Regions from separate parts of the Mus musculus genome. Here region 2 is linked to region 1. Evidence: chromatin loops called from intact Hi-C (ENCODE). Cell type or tissue: left cerebral cortex. All regions are shown on one strand. Each heading gives the region's core, and the rest is flanking DNA. Links, peaks and the distances in the headings are about the cores only.

Region 1 (8,566 bases), core at 1,121-6,120:
GTCTTCTCCAAGGCACAGCCCCACCCTTGACCTGACTTCTTGACCCTTACAGGAATGAGGTCCTCACGTCCTTACAAGAAAGGTGCTTGCCTAGTTTCAGTTGCTTGTGTTGGGTTGAGATTTGCCTGTCCCTGACTCCCATGTCTGATAGGAACCCACAAACAAGTGCCACCTTTTCCTGACAAGGGAGAGAGCAGATCTATGAGAATATCTACCATGACCCCCCTCCCCTGCCAGTTCTCTTCCATGTTCTGTTGGTGACAGCCTTACTGCTATGTTTATGCTGTGTTTTATCCATATGCATCTTAAAAGGTACGGTGAAATGAGAGACAACCCTGGACAAGGAACAGTAGGACAGTCACAGTGCCTAAGCCAAAGGGCTATGTAAGTGGAGACTCAGAGTGAAGACACTGGAGAGACCCTGACATCCTTATTCTGACTCTTCCCTGGGGTAAGCCATCTAGCTGCCTATTCTCCACATCAATTTTTGGTTTATAAAATGCTGTCAATAGAAATAAGTGAAATAATGTTTGTAATTTGGAACAATGCCTGCTATATAAAGCTATGTGCTACTTGTCAGCATATTGATATCCTCAGCAGTCAAATAACACCATTAGTTCATTATAAACTCTTAATCAAATAAGACCATGACCATTTATATCTGATCTATCAGAAATCAATGACTTTTCTCTCATTCCCATGTGTAATGTGTATATGGGACCCTGAATGAAGGACCACCTGACTTATTTTAGAATGCTAATTTACTGAGTCTTGGTGTCAGCAGCATCACAAGCCTAGCTTAGGGTCATTTATCTCGTCCATCACAGTACAAGGTAAGTAATCTATTTTTCTGGAATTAAGATGGTCCCTTTGCAGAGACTCTATGCTGACTCACCACTGAGAACTGGTGACATGTGGAGACTGGTTTGGCATGACTACTTTATAAAGTACATTTTGTTGTCTTCTTCTCAAGTCTCTTAAACTTCTAATGAATCACGTGACATGTGTGGGGTGGGGGGACTGGGTACGGTATGTGCGGTTACTATTATTACTGAGCCACCAGAACCCATCTAACTGTTTACGGACAGAAAGTGTTTGCTCTCTGGTGTGGCTGAATTTATCACCATGAAACTAATCATAGACATATAAACATACTTTTCTTTTGTTTCAAAACTCTTCTGTTTCTTTGCAGTAAACAATTTCTCATCACAAATAGTCGAATGAACAAGCAAATAAATCAACAAATAAAAATGAAAACCATACAGAAAAGCACCCATGGAGACCCCTGGTTATTTTGGAGGGATAAATAAAGGAAGTAGGGAATGGACAATGAAAATCGGGTTTGCTCTGCCCTGCCCCAGTGTCCTCTCGATGCATTGTATTCCGTTCTCTTTCTTTCTGAGGGACGCCCTGCTCTTCCAGGTGAGGCCTGACTGAGCCTTCCCTTGGCTTCACAAGGAGCCTCAGATGTTTGACCTAACCAACCTCCAAGTCTTTGGAGGTTTGTCCATCATAAATTTGCAGTAATTGTTTTGACATTGTTGACCTCTCAAAACATGAAAAGTAGGGCCCGAACAATGAGCAGGCTGTAATTTCATTAGGGGTTTGTTACATTTCAAAAGGGAATACAATTTTTTATGAAAAACAAAAGGAACCTTGTCATACTCTATTAAAGCGGTCTCTTAGCTGAAAATTGCCCGAGGACTTACAGGCTCCTAATTGCAACACTCTACCTCAGGTTTCATGTAATTTAAACGAATGAGTCTTGTAGCGAATGTCTCCTGTTTAAATTACTCAATGTCTCTTTCTTAAATTGCTCAAACTTAGTATTTTGACCTCCTTTCTTCAAGAGTTCAGTTCTGAGAACAGAAAATTCTGGGGGCTGAGGGGAGAATGTTTATATCTAAGGAAGTTAGCAAATGATTCATTTTTAAAGACACTAACTAGTTCACAATCTTTATTAAAAATGCCACACTGTTTGCGTAGAAGGAGGAAAAGGAATGTGTAGGCACGGGAGGGTTTTCTTCCCTTGCGTATTTCTCAGGGACGTAAGAAAGTACTTATTACAGCAACCCGAAAATCGGGTCTGAGGGCTGGTGCACAGCTAGCTGTGTATGAAGGGAGTAAATTGCCAGATTGTAAACACAGCTTGAGTCGCTTCTTTCTTGACGTTTGAACTAACTTAAGTCCCCTCGGGATCTGACTTGAGTTTTGGCAAACTACAGCTTTAAGTTTTGAGAGATGAAAAAGAGAAAAGAAAAGAAAAAAGAAGAAGATATCACCTAACAATGTCTCCTCTTTAGGCAAGTTGTTGTGAAGTTGGTCATCTTAATGACGTGTGGTAAAAGAGCTGAGGAGAGACAGATGACGTCACCTGGCCCTTTCTGAGATATTGGATGGTGATGAACTTGTGGCATTTAGAAAGGGCTCTCTGAGCTTAGTCAGACTGGGATTCGAGCAAGCATGGGGGTGGAAGCAGAGAAACTGCTGGTAGTTATTAACTTCCTGGTTATCTCTGAAACTGGGTAAAGAGATTATAAGGGAAGAGAGAAGGGGAGAGAGGTCCAAGGAGGAGAAAGGAGCAGGGAAGAGAGGAGGAGTCGGGATTTCTCAGTTTACAGTCTTCTGTACGTTTTAGGGTCTACTGGTTATTTTATCATGCAAACCTTTACTTACACCACCAAGTCCACCTCATGTCATGGTGAGTCTCACTAGCTGCATTAATATCGTGAAAAAAAAATGTACTGGGGTACGTGCCTGTGACTCTACCGCTTAGGAAACTGAGCTGGGTAGATCATTAGCTCCAGGACACCCTAGGTTGTCCAGTGAGGCCCCATCTCAGCAGGCGGAGGAGGAAGAGGAGGAAGAGGAGGAAGAGGAGGAAGAGGAGGAAGAGGAGGAAGAGGAGGAAGAGGAGGAAGAGGAGGAAGAGGAGGGAGAGGAGGGAGAGGAGGAGGAGCAGGGGGAGGAGCAGGAGGAGTAGAAAGAAATAAATTTTTTTTAAATGATGTTAGGTCAAGTCCACTAGTAAATAATAATATTTTAATGTGATATTTTTGTATTAACAAATATTTCAGCAAGAGTTCGACATGTACATGGCAAGAATCTAAATTTCTTACATGTACCAATTAATTTAGTCCCCATAGCAACCTCGTAAAATAGGGATTTTTTGCTATCCTCACATTTGAGGTGGAGAAGCTAAGGCATGGGCAAGTTTACAAACTGGTGTAGTCGACACAGCTCTGAGGTCAATGGGACTGAAACAGTTTGCCCTTTCTGCAGCATGAGTCTGGATTTTTAAAGACGTGTGGTCAGTCATTCTCTGGAACTGAACGTCATTTCCATCCCAGACGGACTCCACTAGAGTCATGTCCTGCTGTGTCGCCCTGGTGGTGACAGTAATTAACAGCCATGTCTGCATGAAGGACAGTGGTGAAGACCGTAGCTTTCTCATTGTCTGTGGAGAACTGAGACAACAGCAAAAAAAAAAAAAAAAAAAAAAAAAAAAAAAAAAAAAAAAAAAAAACCCCACAGGGCAGACTTGTGAAAGACGAATAGAATGTGTGTTTTATCTGCTCATTTGTTCATCTACCAAATTCTCACAGAAGGTATCTCATGTGCACCTGGCATCCTCTTCTCTCCACCGTAAACAAGCCAGGCCCTTCCTGCATCGCTTGGGTGTCTCAGATACTTTCCTCTCTAGGAACTCTTCCCCACCCACCCTCTTCTGGGGTTAAAAAAAAAAAAAAAAAGAAAGAAAAGAAAAGAAGAAAAAAGGTGAAAGGTGTTCCACACAGTCTACCTGTAAGAGCAGGGAGACGAAAGTTCCTGAGGTTATTTCAAAACCATACAAAGACATCCACGCACGGAACGCACGGCCCTGAATGTGCTCATCGTGTCCTCAACTACCAAGCTGCATAAGGACTTGCATTAAAACTGATGGTGGGGGAGGGGAAGCAGAGACGGAGACACAGTTCTTGAATTAAATGGATCCTCTCTAGGGGTGTGCACTTAAGGATGTAGTCAGCACAGCGTTTCGGTGTCTTTAGATCTTAGGAATGTATTTCAAGATTAATTATAAAATGAATTCTTTAAAATGGAAAAATACATCCATTTCCTAGTACTCCTGACAGCAGAGTGGTTAAGAAAAGTCTTGAAGCAAGCAGTTCAGTGGCTGGACCGCCACCTACTGGTCATTGTTAGCCACAACTGAGCCGTAGCTTAGGAAAAGAAGGTAAGAAAAAAATGCCTCGGGCAAGCCCTCTTTCTAAAGAAAATATTTTAATGCTTACACTGTGGTGAAATGAATGTTTTAAAGGATTAAGAGGATATGATTAGTGTCATTTCAAATTCCTCTACATGTTTTGGTAGTTTATGGAGGTCACACTGCTTAAGATACAAGTTTCACAGTGTTCCAAAAATGTATATATATGCAGGCCGTTTCAATCAGGTCAAACAGAGCACCGTCGCGGAAATTTATGAAAATGTATCCCAAACACAAACGCACCAACCTGAAGGTGTCAGCTTGCAACTCCAGTGTCCAATGTCCAGAAAAGAGAGAAGGTCTTTGTCCTCACACCTTTCTGTTTAAGAAGCTTTTGCAGATTTTAAAAATATATACATTCAAATATATACATTCAAATAAGGAGATCAAGTCAAGAACATCCCCAGTCATTTCTGAAGGACCCTGAACTGGCAGAAACCTGTTCAGTTAACACCGAGTTTAACATCTGTCAAATGCTCACAGTTCAGGAAGACGTGTGATTTTTTTCCATGTTTCTCCTAAATAACTGAATTCCTCATTGTCGAGTGATAGTGCATTCTTACAAATGACAATGTTCCCTACTGCTTAAATGTAGAATCCTGGTGGAAACTTCACAAATGTTATGGAGTCCTTCGTTTCTAAATGGCACTTCTTTAAGTCTTTGTGCTAAATTATACATGTAAGGAAAAATTGCAGAGTGTTTATCATTGTTGGTAGGATGCATAAATGTATATGCTTTTGCAATTTCACATGAGTTTATAGATTTTTTTCACTCATACTAACATGTGACTTTATTTATTATGTTTTTAGGGCATAAGGGAAAATCAACCTAGACTAGTTGGGTTTTATTAAACTATGCTTCCTACTAACGCTATGCTATAGCTTTCAGTATTAAACTATGTCAGTGAATTCTAACAACCCAGCCATTCTCAGCTAACATGTCTCTTTTCCTTCCAGGGCAAGGTAGGTTTAGAGAATACCACCTTCATTTGTTAAGATAATCTCTTCACAAAAGAAGACTAAAACTCCATTTTATTTTTTGTGATAATAGCATTTTTCCCTGTACATAAAAAGCCTTAGCAGATTTAAAATCACCATGATTAGACCCACCCATGCCCAGTCTTGAGATAAACATATTGTTTAGAATGTTTTTCTTTATGATATCAGTCACACAGGTATAAAACTAGAGGTCTGTGTTTGCCTTTATTTACAGCTACACTGATAAGATTTATAGAGATAGTATAAAATGATATTAAGCAACAGGAGTAAAGTTGATCAAATATTCACTTTCTATTTACAGCTTTTTTCCTTAGGTGAGTCCATTCAATAATGACATTAAACCAAAGCCAAAGAAAAATAACTTTACCTAAAAATACGGATGAAGAACCGAACCAAATAAAATTAAGCTGATCTCTTAATAAATGTCTGTTTATTGTTTTAAATTCTGCGTTTTTTTTCCTACTTTTCTGAATCATGCTGACGACGCATCTTAGAATACAAGCATATATAATAACTTGGACACAACCATTTTTATTTCTTTTGTGTGTCATTACTGAGAGATTGAAGCAAGCCTCACCTAAGTGTAGTGATGCAAAAATAATCGTATCCCAGTCTGGCTGCGCAAGAGCGGAGGCAAACAAGAGCCTCATATTAAAGTGCTTCTAGGTAGCTGACATGACACATCTAGCCAGACGTAAATAATGACAGACGGAAACTATCATAAGGTCTGTGAAGCATCAACATACCGCTATCATTTTCTCTCTAACCTTGCCTTGCTAGCAGCTCTCCGCCTTCCAGGCCGAGAGATCATTTAAAAAGCAAATCCTAATGACCCTGCCTAGTGTAACAACCGTCCGTCCCGGAGAGTGGCATCAATTTAACTCAGTTTGGGAACTCAGAGGAACAGCTATTGTTGACTCAAACACCCTAAACTCCAGTTCTCCACAGATCAATCCCCGCCCCCACAGTCTCCCCTTTTCCTGTTGCTATTTCCAAGCCTTAAGAAGAGATCATCCTTGCAGGTGGGGAAATGGCTCATCGCAGTTATTCACTTGGCATTCCGTATGTCATCTCTAAGATGTCACCTAGATTTTAGGACCAGCTCATTTGGTACAAAATGCTTTAAGTTTCCCCCTCCTTTTTTTTCATGTGGCATACATTATTTCCTGTATATTATGTATGCACAGGGTAACCGTGGATAAATAACATCCCTGTGTCCCTGTAGCTTAAGCGTAACACGGTTATGGTTCAGATAAACACGTCTGTACATGGCTGCCATAATCAATGTGGAATGGCAGAACAATTTTGCAGATGCATTCCTGGGAAGAGGGAAAAAAAATAAAAATAAAGGCTGTCTTGTCCAGATTCAACAGAATGTATTCTATTGAATACCTGAGCCCAAGTATTCACATGCTTTATTTGATAAGGCAGGAATGACTTTGCAAGCCAGAAGGAACTGAAGCTGATACACAATAGGATAATAGCATTATCACTTTGCAAATCAGCACGGAGCTGTCCTTGGGTGCCCGCAGAGGGGCTGGGGGGCTCCCAGAGAGCTTGCTGGCTAGAGGAAAAGATCAGGAGCTCAAGCTGTCTGCTTGTGAGCGGGAATGTATGAGAATAAATTGCTGGCAATTTCTTGTTTGGTTAAAAACCAGATAAGCAGCACATATGTGTTCTCACCATCATGCGAGGGGCGTGGGTAATCGGAGGTGGGGGTGGGGGTGGGGGCAAGAGAGAGTGAGGGAGTTTGCAATGGAAAGCAGCTATTGATCTCATTTCACAACACTTTAATCTCTAGCTAAATATCTTACTTACCTTGTAGGAAAGAGATGCCAAGTTGAAATAAATAATAAACACACAATATTTTAAGGACTTTTGAATTTTGCATGGTAATAAATATTAATGCAGTTTGTGACTCCCAAAGAAAATAGAGGGCACTTAATCCTGTTGTTGATAGCAGGTAGACTGAGTGTTGATTTCCCGGGGCGAAAGTGAAAAATGTACTATTTGGACTTAAATTTATATTTAATAAATAACTAATTTAGGATCTTGTTCTATATGCAAGGATATAATCACAAGGCATTCGCTTTTAAAAGGTTTCATTTATTCTTGTGAGCTTAATTATTGCGAGGAAACTGTGAGCAATTTGTTTTTTACCAGTGTCTGATTTCTGAGAATGGTTATTAAATATTAAATGGATGCATAATTCAGGCAATTAAGAAAGTAATCACACAAAGTAATGTAATGGAAGTTAATTATTACTGCATAAGCAAATAGTTCATTAATGCTAGTAGTTGCTCTGGCTGCATTCTTAATACATGCAGAACTGAAGCGTGGATCCTCTGTGTATTCCAGGGGCTGATAGGAAATGTGAAGCTGTACAGTCAAGAGCACCACTAATGAAAAGCAGAGGCAAATGAGGCCGTATTGACCCCTGACTTGTCCAGATAAGGCAGGATTATCATTACTTAGGAGAGTTTTGTTGAAAACAGCATGGCAAGAGCTGCTTATAATTTGCAGGGGGGGCAGAGGATGGAGGGAGGTTGGAATATGAACCTTGATGTAAAGAGAACCCCACAAGAATCCAGCTTGTTAAAAATAAAAGTCACCAATCTTGCACTCAACCTGATTTGTTTTTCTTTTTAAACCAACCCTTTTATTAAACAGCTAGAGTCATTGTTTAGGACTTTGAAAGACTCCAACGGTTTTCGGTTTCCTTCCTGCCTGCCTGCCTTCCTTCCTTCCTTCCTTCCTTCCTTCCTTCCTTCCTTTCTTTCTTTCTTTCTTTCTTTCTTTCTTTCTTTCTTTCTTTCTTTCCCATAAGAACATCAGAGCTGGTAACGTGGCTGACTTAGTCCTCAAGTGAAAATTCTGAGCCATCTTTGCTGGCGCTGTCCCCAAAAGCAGTGCGCTCTGGAAAGGCTCTGTGATATTAGATTCCCATACCCCCTAACATGACATTGCACTGTTAGGAGGCCTGAGATGGCTGGATTGAGCCCAGGAAGGGAGAGGGTGAAACAATGGTGGATCTAGGATCCAGTGCCTCTAGGATCCACTGGTCACCTCCTTTATGGGTTTACTGTTTAACTACCCAGATCTGCCCCATGCTCATTCTTGGTCTTCAGGCAGGTTGATGGTGTCTATTCTGACTCTTCAGAATTCCAGGCACACACAGGAGATTCTCCAAGACCAGGTCCAGTTTAACCAGGAATTCATTACATGAGAGTATTTGTCACTTCTCTAGGGGTTGAGGCTTGTTCTGGGCAAGCACTGGAGATGTCAAAAAACACTGGTCTCTCC
Region 2 (8,566 bases), core at 2,093-7,092, 280 kb before region 1:
AAACAAAACAAATAAATTAGAGTAGGACACAAACAAAACAAAAACCAAAAACCAGCAGGAAAGACCCAAGAAAAAGCACAAGAAGCAGATATAGACACAGAGACCCACTTGTTGGCACAATCAGGAATCCCATAAAAACACAAACCACGAAGCTATGATACAGAAAGAACCTGTAGGATGAAAGGAGAAAAAAAAAATAATAGAAAAGTAGGAAAAGCCATGACAGGGCAGTCTGAGGCAAGGAATCTTGAAAAGGCACCATTGAGCTCCTTAGTGCAGCCAGCTGCAGTAGTTTGCCCCCAGTGAGAAGAGTCTGTACTTTAGTAAGCGCCTTGGTGAAGTATTTAACTTCCCATGCAGTTAGTCTTTGGCACCAGAGGACCACTGCTTGAACAAACTTAGTGATAAAAAGAATCAACAGTGCTACTTATTAAAAATCCAAGTTTCCATATTGGACAAGCATTTCTAAGGGAAGACTGAAAATTTGGATTTTTAACAAGGGCCCCTGGCTATTCGTGGGGAAACCTGGACACTACTATGGTGACTTCCATGACCAAGCTCGCTCAGTCGGTCAACAGGTTCTCCAGCGCAGGAGTTTGGATTAAAAAGAAAAAAAGAATTAGATAACACTGTGGCATGGGTTCAGTCAATTCTGAGACTGAAGGTGGGTTTATTTTTTCCAATCCGCTTTTATACCACTTTAATTACATGCAGGTGGGAGAGTAGTATAATGAGGAATCAAGCAAGACAACAGTCAAGGAACAAGTAAGACAATAAACACAAAGTCCCGTGATCACGCCAGTGATAAATGTTTCTAAGGATGATCAAGATATCTGAGCCTATGTCTTTGTTCTACCCTAAAGTCAGATTCTTACTTCCTTGTCCGTGGCCAACATCAGGTACCTTCCTGTACTTACTTCTTTGTCATACCCTAAAGTCAGATTCCGTGCCTGGACTGACTTGTCATGGCTAATATCAGATTCCTGCCAAGTGGCACCCCCAAAGGCTCTCCACACTTCCACTTTTAATTTTATGTTCTAAATGTAAAGAACAGAACAAAATATCTGACTTAGATAAGGATGGCTTCATTTGAAAGAAAGGGCCCACTCTGCAGAAAAGGGCCGATTATAAAGTAACACGTTTTTGTCTACCTTAGACCTTTTGGTGCTTCAGACCCATAAATCCAAGTGTTTACACTTCCTTTTGAAGTCATAAAATCATCCTAAACTCTTTCTTCAAGTTAAAATCACCATTTCCCTCTAAGTCTGGCTCTTTTCCAGTGCTCCCTATCTCTCACTGATGGCATTAGCAGTGGGCCCACCAGGACTCTCCAGTGATTTTTCTCTTACCCGAAACCTTGATATGAGTCTGTCACCAAGGTCTCTCACTTTATAATTTGTTCCATTTGCCCTTCTTATTTTTATTTCCTCCCTCTGTCAATTAAACTATGCCTAACTTCACCCATCACTTGTGCATCCTAATTGGTCCAATGTTGGCCAAACTTGTGCTCCCACACCGTAGCTGGAATGATTTTGCTCTGATCTTATCAGACTCCTGTTTTCTCAAGAAAAGGATTAAGTTTTGTTTTTTAGAAAACAAGGCCAAACTGATCTTTTAGTGTGGTGCCCAGTTTCACATTGTATCGCTGTCTCCTTGTCCAGTCACAATGGCCTCCTTTTAGTCTCTTAGGCTTGCAATGCTTGCTTCAAACAAAAGGCCTTTACATAGGACACTCCTTGTGTTTCTTCACGATTGTGTTTCTTATCTTTTGGATCTAATTTGAGTGTGACCTCCTTAAGAAAGCTTACTCTAACACCTCTGGCTAGATTGACAAATTCCCCACCTGTAAGTTTTCATAACACCTAAGAAAATTGAATACCCTCTTCCTAAATTAGTCTTAAAATTCTATCAGCTTGAACAGTTTGTTTCCTCTCTCAAAGTAGTCTCTGGATTTCACTTCTTTAGATGCTGTCCTGTTACGGTTTAGGCTTAGTAGGGAGCCACTCTTGAGGACTTGTTAGAACAGCCGCTCCACTGGCTTTCCCATCATCCCTGGCTGCTGTGATGCCTTCTAACACTGTGAACATAGAACACTTTTTAACTTGTAGTTTTCTTCCCACTCCTGTTGGATGCTTTATTGTAGCTATGGTATGCTTCCTCAGTACTTAACGAAGGGCCTAGTCCATAAATACTCAAAATCATCCTGGAGTCTGCAGTTTAGCAGTATATCCCATGTTTAGTTCTGTTTGTCTTTCCTGCATTGTCCTGTGACACACTTCCTTTTCACTTTCTTCATTTCTTTCATGGTACTGCGGACTAAATCCTGGGCCTTGTATACACTAGATAAGCTTACTACCATCTAGCCATATCCTCGGTGGATATCCTCTCCATTTATAAGACAAATATAAATATAGTGCTGTCTTTAGCACTATACATATTTTTCTACTTTGTTTCCTCACTTGAAAAATACTTGGGAAGATTTGAGAGATGATTTAGACTTTATGTTTCCCTTTCAAACCTGGCTAGGCTAACATTTTTTCTCATGTGATTTCCCTAGAAACTTTTTTTTCAGGATTAGATCTTTTAGAATCTTTGCCTCTAGCTAGCTCTCTTCTCTCTGTCCTGTTTTATTTTTAAACTCCCTGATAGCTCAATGAAAAACCCTAGGACAAGTATTAGCAAGAGTCAAAAACAAAACAAAACACAACAACAACAACAAAAACAAACAAAACTTTCCTGTTCCCTTTAGGAAAGATCTGAGACAAGAGGCAGCACGAGTTTTATGTTCTTAGAAACTACCAAGGCTGGGAAATAAAATGGCTAATTTTCCAAATAAAAACTGGTGAAATGTCTGTTTACTTTCTTCCACATTGGTGAGGCGATACATGGCACACTAAAGTTTAGCTCTCTCCTATTCTTTTAAGTTTACAAAGCTGTAACTGAAGATCTTAGAATTTAGGGGATTATCTTACAAAGTAGATACTATGTCTATGCCTTCTTCTCTGCTGGTGTTGTCAGTGTAAACATAGCATATTATTATATCTATTGCACTTTGAAAATCAGAAACATTTTCTTCCTTAACTAAAGAAGAAAAACCCGTAAAAGTGATTGAACACAGAACATAAAAGCTTTTGTTGAAGTTTCCCTCCTAATTTTGCCTATGGAGCGCCCCCACCCCTCCCATTGAAGTTTTGTTATTGATACTTGCAGTTGACTGGAATACAGCCTTCTTTAGGTCGTTTTCAATTCTTAGGGAAATACAGCACTACTGTTTAAGGGGCCCCAGTTATTCAGAGGTTTTGGAGATTGTTAAGAGTGTAATTTTGGAAAGCTCAGCCTTTGTTGCTACCCCTTAGCTTGAAAAGACCATCCTTATCATTTCAAGTTCTTCTCATGCTGGTGAGATAAGCGCGTAGTCATGAAAGGACCCTTTTTGACGTCCAAGAGCAACAGAAACAAGCCTAAAGCCCTCATGGGGTATGGCCAGGAGGTGTTATGTATGATGTCTGTCTGTCTCTCTCCACTTGCTTGGCTGGGATGGCTTCTGAGCTATGCAATGTAAACTTTTTTGCTGCCTTCTGGATGACAGCTGATCTGGGATCTCAGGTACCCTCTCTTTTCCAGACACACAGGTCTCGACCTTCAACGTCCCTCCCCTTTGTCCTCCCCACTCTTCTCTCGCTCAGAAGGTCTGGGACAATCAGGATCAGTTTCTTTTCTTGGCGAGACTGGGGCGTGGGAGTTGTTCATGAGAAAAGGAGGCAGAACTAGTAAGAGTCAGTCGGAACCGCCCTACCCTGTGGTGCCCCGAGGACCGACAGCCTACACTAGCGCGGAGGATACTCAGCCTAAATCCTCCTGCCACACCCGCCGCTCTGAGGCACCAACGGCTGGGCCGGCCGGATCACGTGATGGGGGAGCGGCGCGCGCCGGCTGCAGCGCCCATTGGCTGGCGGCAGGAGCGCGGGGTTTGATGGGAAGGCATTGGCCGGGCCCAGCGCTCTATCTGTAGGTGCTGCTGCCTGCTCCAGAGGCTCTACGCGGTGGCGACCCAGGCTTCCCCGAGTGGACGCCCAGGCCGAGCGGCGCCCGCTTTTCTCAGGTAGGACTGTGAAGGGAGGGCCGCGTAGACGGAGGCGCTCCGGACAGCGGGAACCAGTCTCCGGGTTCCTCGGCGCGCCGGCCCGGGTGCCTCCGCCCCTGCCAAGTGGCCTAGAGCTTGGTGGCGGCTGGGGAACACGCCGCGGGGCTGCTGCCCTCCGTACACTGTTGCCGCCTTCTCTCGTGGATCGCCCTGAACAGCGGCCCGAGCGGCTCCGGAGCGCACGAGACCCGGCTCTGCCTCCCCTGAGGCCGGTGTTCTTTCCGGGTATGTTCTCAGGGATTCCGCGCAGTGGCTGTTTAGAGCCCGAGCCCTTGGGCCCCCCCTGTGTTAAGAAGTGTCAGAAGGTCCCAGAGAGCACATCCCTAGCTGAAATATCCACCCTGAGAGCCCCGATCACCTCCGCGTCCACCTGAGCTGGCACGACGGGAAGGTCTGAAAACTGTCAGTGTCATGCTGCTCCGTCCGCGTGTGGGCGTGGATTGTGAGCGACTTAGAGGAGCTGCTCCACAACCATTGTCCTTACTTATTGGAGGGACAGCGACCAGTCTGAGGGGTGGGGTAGGACGAAGGTGCGTGGTGACAGGAGCGACCCGGGAAAAGCAACTCCAAGGGGCATCAGTAGGTTTAATTCTTTGATGGTGTGTTTGCGGACGGAGAGTTCGGATTGGTGAATTTATTTCTGCGTGCAGTTTTAAGCAACACCTGCGACTCACTGAGTTTTCAGTGTTCTGTTCTTACTTTTTGGTTTCTGGTTTGTGGTGCTTAGAGCCTATTGTTTTCTGTCTCTGTGGCCTCAGTCTTAGCGTTGACAACATTGTCTAGAGGTGTGATGGATGTGAGTAAATTTAGTTACAGGCATATATATGTTCAAGCTGGCAGGCAGGGCTAATACCTAGTTCCCAAAGGTCTCCATAGTGCCTTCTTAGAAGAACAAAGTTGATTTCGAATACGAACCTTAAGCAAGAGTGGTTCATTTAAAAGTGAAGTTTTAAAAAGTTCCTTGACATCTATTGGGGTCACCATAGTAATGATGTTAATAAATGTTTATGGTGTTTATATGTTGGAAGAATGCTTGGATAGGTGACTCTAATAAAGGTATGAGTTCATATAGAAATCTCCCTGTCAGTCTTTTTTATTTTTAATTTTTATATTTATTTATTTTGTGGTGGTCATCTCATATTAAAAGTGCTTTTAGAAGTGTGCTTACCATTTTTTTTTTTTTTTTTTTTGGGCAATAAACCTGGTGTAAGATATTTCAGAGTTGCCTATTTGGACATTTGAAAGCGATTTCGAACAAATCACATTTAAACCCAAATTGTGTAGTATAATGTGGAGATGCTGTTAAAGGTGACTAGTTTATATTTAAGTTTGGAATCAAAGGTTAAAAACCACAAAACTCCATTTCTTTTGTTGTTTTCTATGAAGGCTTATACGTTTATTATAATGGGAAGTGCTTGAAAAATACTCCATTTATTTATTTCCATGCTAGGGTAAATGAGAAAAATATTTTTAGTAAAAACACAAACTTATTTTATACTTACAGATTTTAAATTATGAAATAATTAAAATATGCACTCATTTAATGGAATGTTAGGCACATGCTTCATTTAGATATTACATGTGGTTTTGGTAACAGCAATAGTAATGGCTAAAATTACCTAAATACTATGTGCTAAATACTGTGCCAAGTGATAAATAAGTTCACTAAATTTATACAATTCCAAGGAATGTAAATATTCTAACTGCTTTATTAGCCAAAGCTCAGAGTTTAAGAACTCTCTAAGTTTAAGATCATATAGCTGGTAAATGGCTGAGCCATGTTTTGAATCCTTATCCCATTGTTTTAATGTGATTTGAAGTGAGTTGAGAATTCAAGAAAAACACTTAGGTCTGAGTGTGAATAACAGTGGAAAACATCATCAGTATGGTAGAGGGCTGGAGAGCTTGGGGGCACTCAGATGACCCATATGGTGGGTCACAGCCATCTGTAACTCTAACACCCACTTCTGACTTCCCTGGGCACAAGGCACACACATGGTGCACATACATGCAAGCACAATACTCATACACATGAAAATAAATCTTAACCCCCCACATTTAGATGCACTCAGCCCTTAAGGTCATACATGCTAAGTCCCATTGTGATATCAGAGCTGGAAAGAGACTGCACTTGTTTGGGGACAAGCTGCCTGAGGAAGGGAGTGATTTATGCTTCAGAAGGAAATGCTAGAGTCAAGAAAGTGAGATGGATTAGAAAATGGCAATAAGTACATCAAGAAAAACAATTATGGGTAATGACTATGTTATCAGGTACTAGGGTAAGTCAGGACAGAGTTAAGCCTTTCAACACCCTAGAGGATTCTATCTGTCTTTTGCAAATAAGGAAATTGAGAAACAGGGATATTTAATGTTTTGGCTCCTTTTTTTTTTTTTTTTTTACAGTAAGTGATGGTCAGTCAGAATTGGAGTAAAGGAAAGGACAGCAGCAATGGGTGTGATTGAGAAATGAACTCAGTACTATAGAAAATAGCCAATCTTCCTGTGTTTTACATCTGTTAAAAAATACTATCATATGTACATTATAGTAAATCAGCTTTAATACTACTAGAATGTGATAGAAAAATTTCTGAAGCAGTAAGAATCGATTGTTGCTATGCTTATGAGAGCATGGATTTAATGACTATGACTTATATCTCAGAGGGTAAATGTAAAAGCACAACTTCTTGCTTCAGGGAGCCTGGAGGCTAAATCATTGTTTTTTAACAGCAAAACATTTTCCAAATAAATAACTGACATAAAATAGGTATTCATTATGAATTACGAGCATATTTCATATGCTCATTTAAAAAATAATATGCAGTAAAGACTATTTTAGGCTAGTTGATCTAAAAGTTCTAACGGAAACCCTAGGAATTTAGCAAGCCATTTAGCTTTTCTCAAATGCAAATGTAAGCACTCAGATTTAATCTGGTAGGGATTGGGCTACCTGATGCATTCATTGCCATAAACACTGTCTCTTGTTTATAACTCATTTTCTATTTTAGTAGCTTTGCTTACCTACTATTTGAGAAGGTTCAAGGAACTCTCACATATTTTATTTAACTTTGTTTTTATTTTTCTGTTTTATGGTGCTGAGAATTGAGCTCCGGGATCTACATGTACTAGACAAATGCTCTACCTCTGACCAGCATCCCCAGCTGTTTATATTGTATACATAGACATTCTAGCCTATAGAGCTATATTCCAGCCTATGCTATATAAGTACTCTTCATTTCTGACTTCATGCTGTTTGGAATGATTGGCTGCATTAAAAAAAAAAAAAAACTAAAATAATGTGTCTGACTTTGCTGCCTAGTATCTTTGGGGCTTAGCATATTACTTCTGTAGCTTCAGGGTCTTAATTTGTGAAGTGGAGGGGGACAGTATCTAAATGATAAAATTCTTGGGAATCACTTGTTTTAGGGCTTCTTAGAGATCTTGTGCCAAGTGTGTAACTGATGTTGTTATTAATTTCAGACAGTAAAAGGTCAGTCTAAGCCAGGTGGGACATGATGGTACACGTTTGTAATACCAGTCAGTACTCAGAGGCTGAGGCAGAAAAGTAGTTGAGGGTAGGCTAGACTATATAGGAAAACCCTGTCTCAAAAAATCCAGCCCAAACAGAATTTGGTCTCAAGGTATGATTGTTACAAGCTTGGAAGGATACACTTCTTTTAGAGATGGAAATACGCAATCTAGTTGTGCATGAAACACTGTCAGATATCAAAAGCCAGTTTCAAAATAGTGTGGCAATGACAGAGAAATACAAATAAGTAATCATCTAAATTTCTTTACTTCTATCTTTCTTGGTGATTATTTTTAGAATCCTAAGATTTTAAGATTTGTTTAATCTTGACTCAGAGTTTATACTTTTGTTCATTAGATTTCCAGAATACCTCATAATCACATTTTAGAGTTTCAAATACTGAGGAATATCTATCTATCTATCTATCTATCTATCTATCTATCTATCTATCTATATATATATGTATATATATCTATATCTATATATCTATATATAGATAGATATACATACACACACAATATATATATGTATATATATATATATTAATTACTGGATTAATATTTAGTTTGCAACTTAATTGTAGTTTGTAAAATTAAGTTAGCATGCTTCAGAGTGTTTTAGAACAGATAATATTTTTGCCCGTAAGAAATTACTTTGTAAATGAAAGTACTTTATAATTAGGCATTCATTACTTTTCTAAAAAAAGAAACTCTTAAAATAGATATGCCTTGAGATAATTCTGACATATAAATAGTATTGCAGTTCTTACTGGGTGCTGATAATTATTTTGTGATTATATTTATGGTTAAGATATGTGAGATACACCTATGAAAATAAGTGTGTGTGCGCATGTGTGTATATGTATGGTTTTACACAGATAATCATATACTTGTAGC

Evidence for each region. A loop is a pair of places that touch in the nucleus more often than their neighbours do. Peaks named below come from ENCODE experiments on the same cell type or tissue, not always from the same donor. Only the 100,000 strongest peaks of a DNase experiment are listed, where the experiment ranks them.
Region 2: a loop joins it to region 1, with 2.7 times the contacts of the local background. A loop is called at or near these places in 6 of 42 quality-filtered maps.

The regions. Positions count from the first base shown.
Region 1 is chr2:74,296,075-74,304,640 of GRCm38, reverse strand. It overlaps 4930441J16Rik (RIKEN cDNA 4930441J16 gene), which reads left to right. Exons shown (of 5, transcript NR_040501.1): 3 at 313-451; 4 at 4,122-4,234; 5 at 5,565-5,701. Among named protein-coding and RNA genes, the nearest start is that of 4930441J16Rik, 7.4 kb to the left of the region's middle. In left cerebral cortex, for the core only: CTCF peaks have their summits at 3,392 and 4,194 (motif pointing left); DNase peaks (open chromatin) are centred at 3,371, 3,962 and 4,137; H3K4me3 peaks cover 536 bases.
Region 2 is chr2:74,574,355-74,582,920 of GRCm38, reverse strand. It overlaps Lnpk (lunapark, ER junction formation factor), which reads left to right and starts at 3,973. Exons shown (of 13, transcript NM_027133.3): 1 at 3,973-4,102. It overlaps 4930445N08Rik (RIKEN cDNA 4930445N08 gene), which reads right to left and starts at 3,877. Exons shown (of 2, transcript NR_166470.1): 1 at 3,797-3,877. In left cerebral cortex, for the core only: a CTCF peak has its summit at 4,011; DNase peaks (open chromatin) are centred at 3,928 and 4,518; H3K4me3 peaks cover 1,818 bases; H3K27ac peaks cover 971 bases.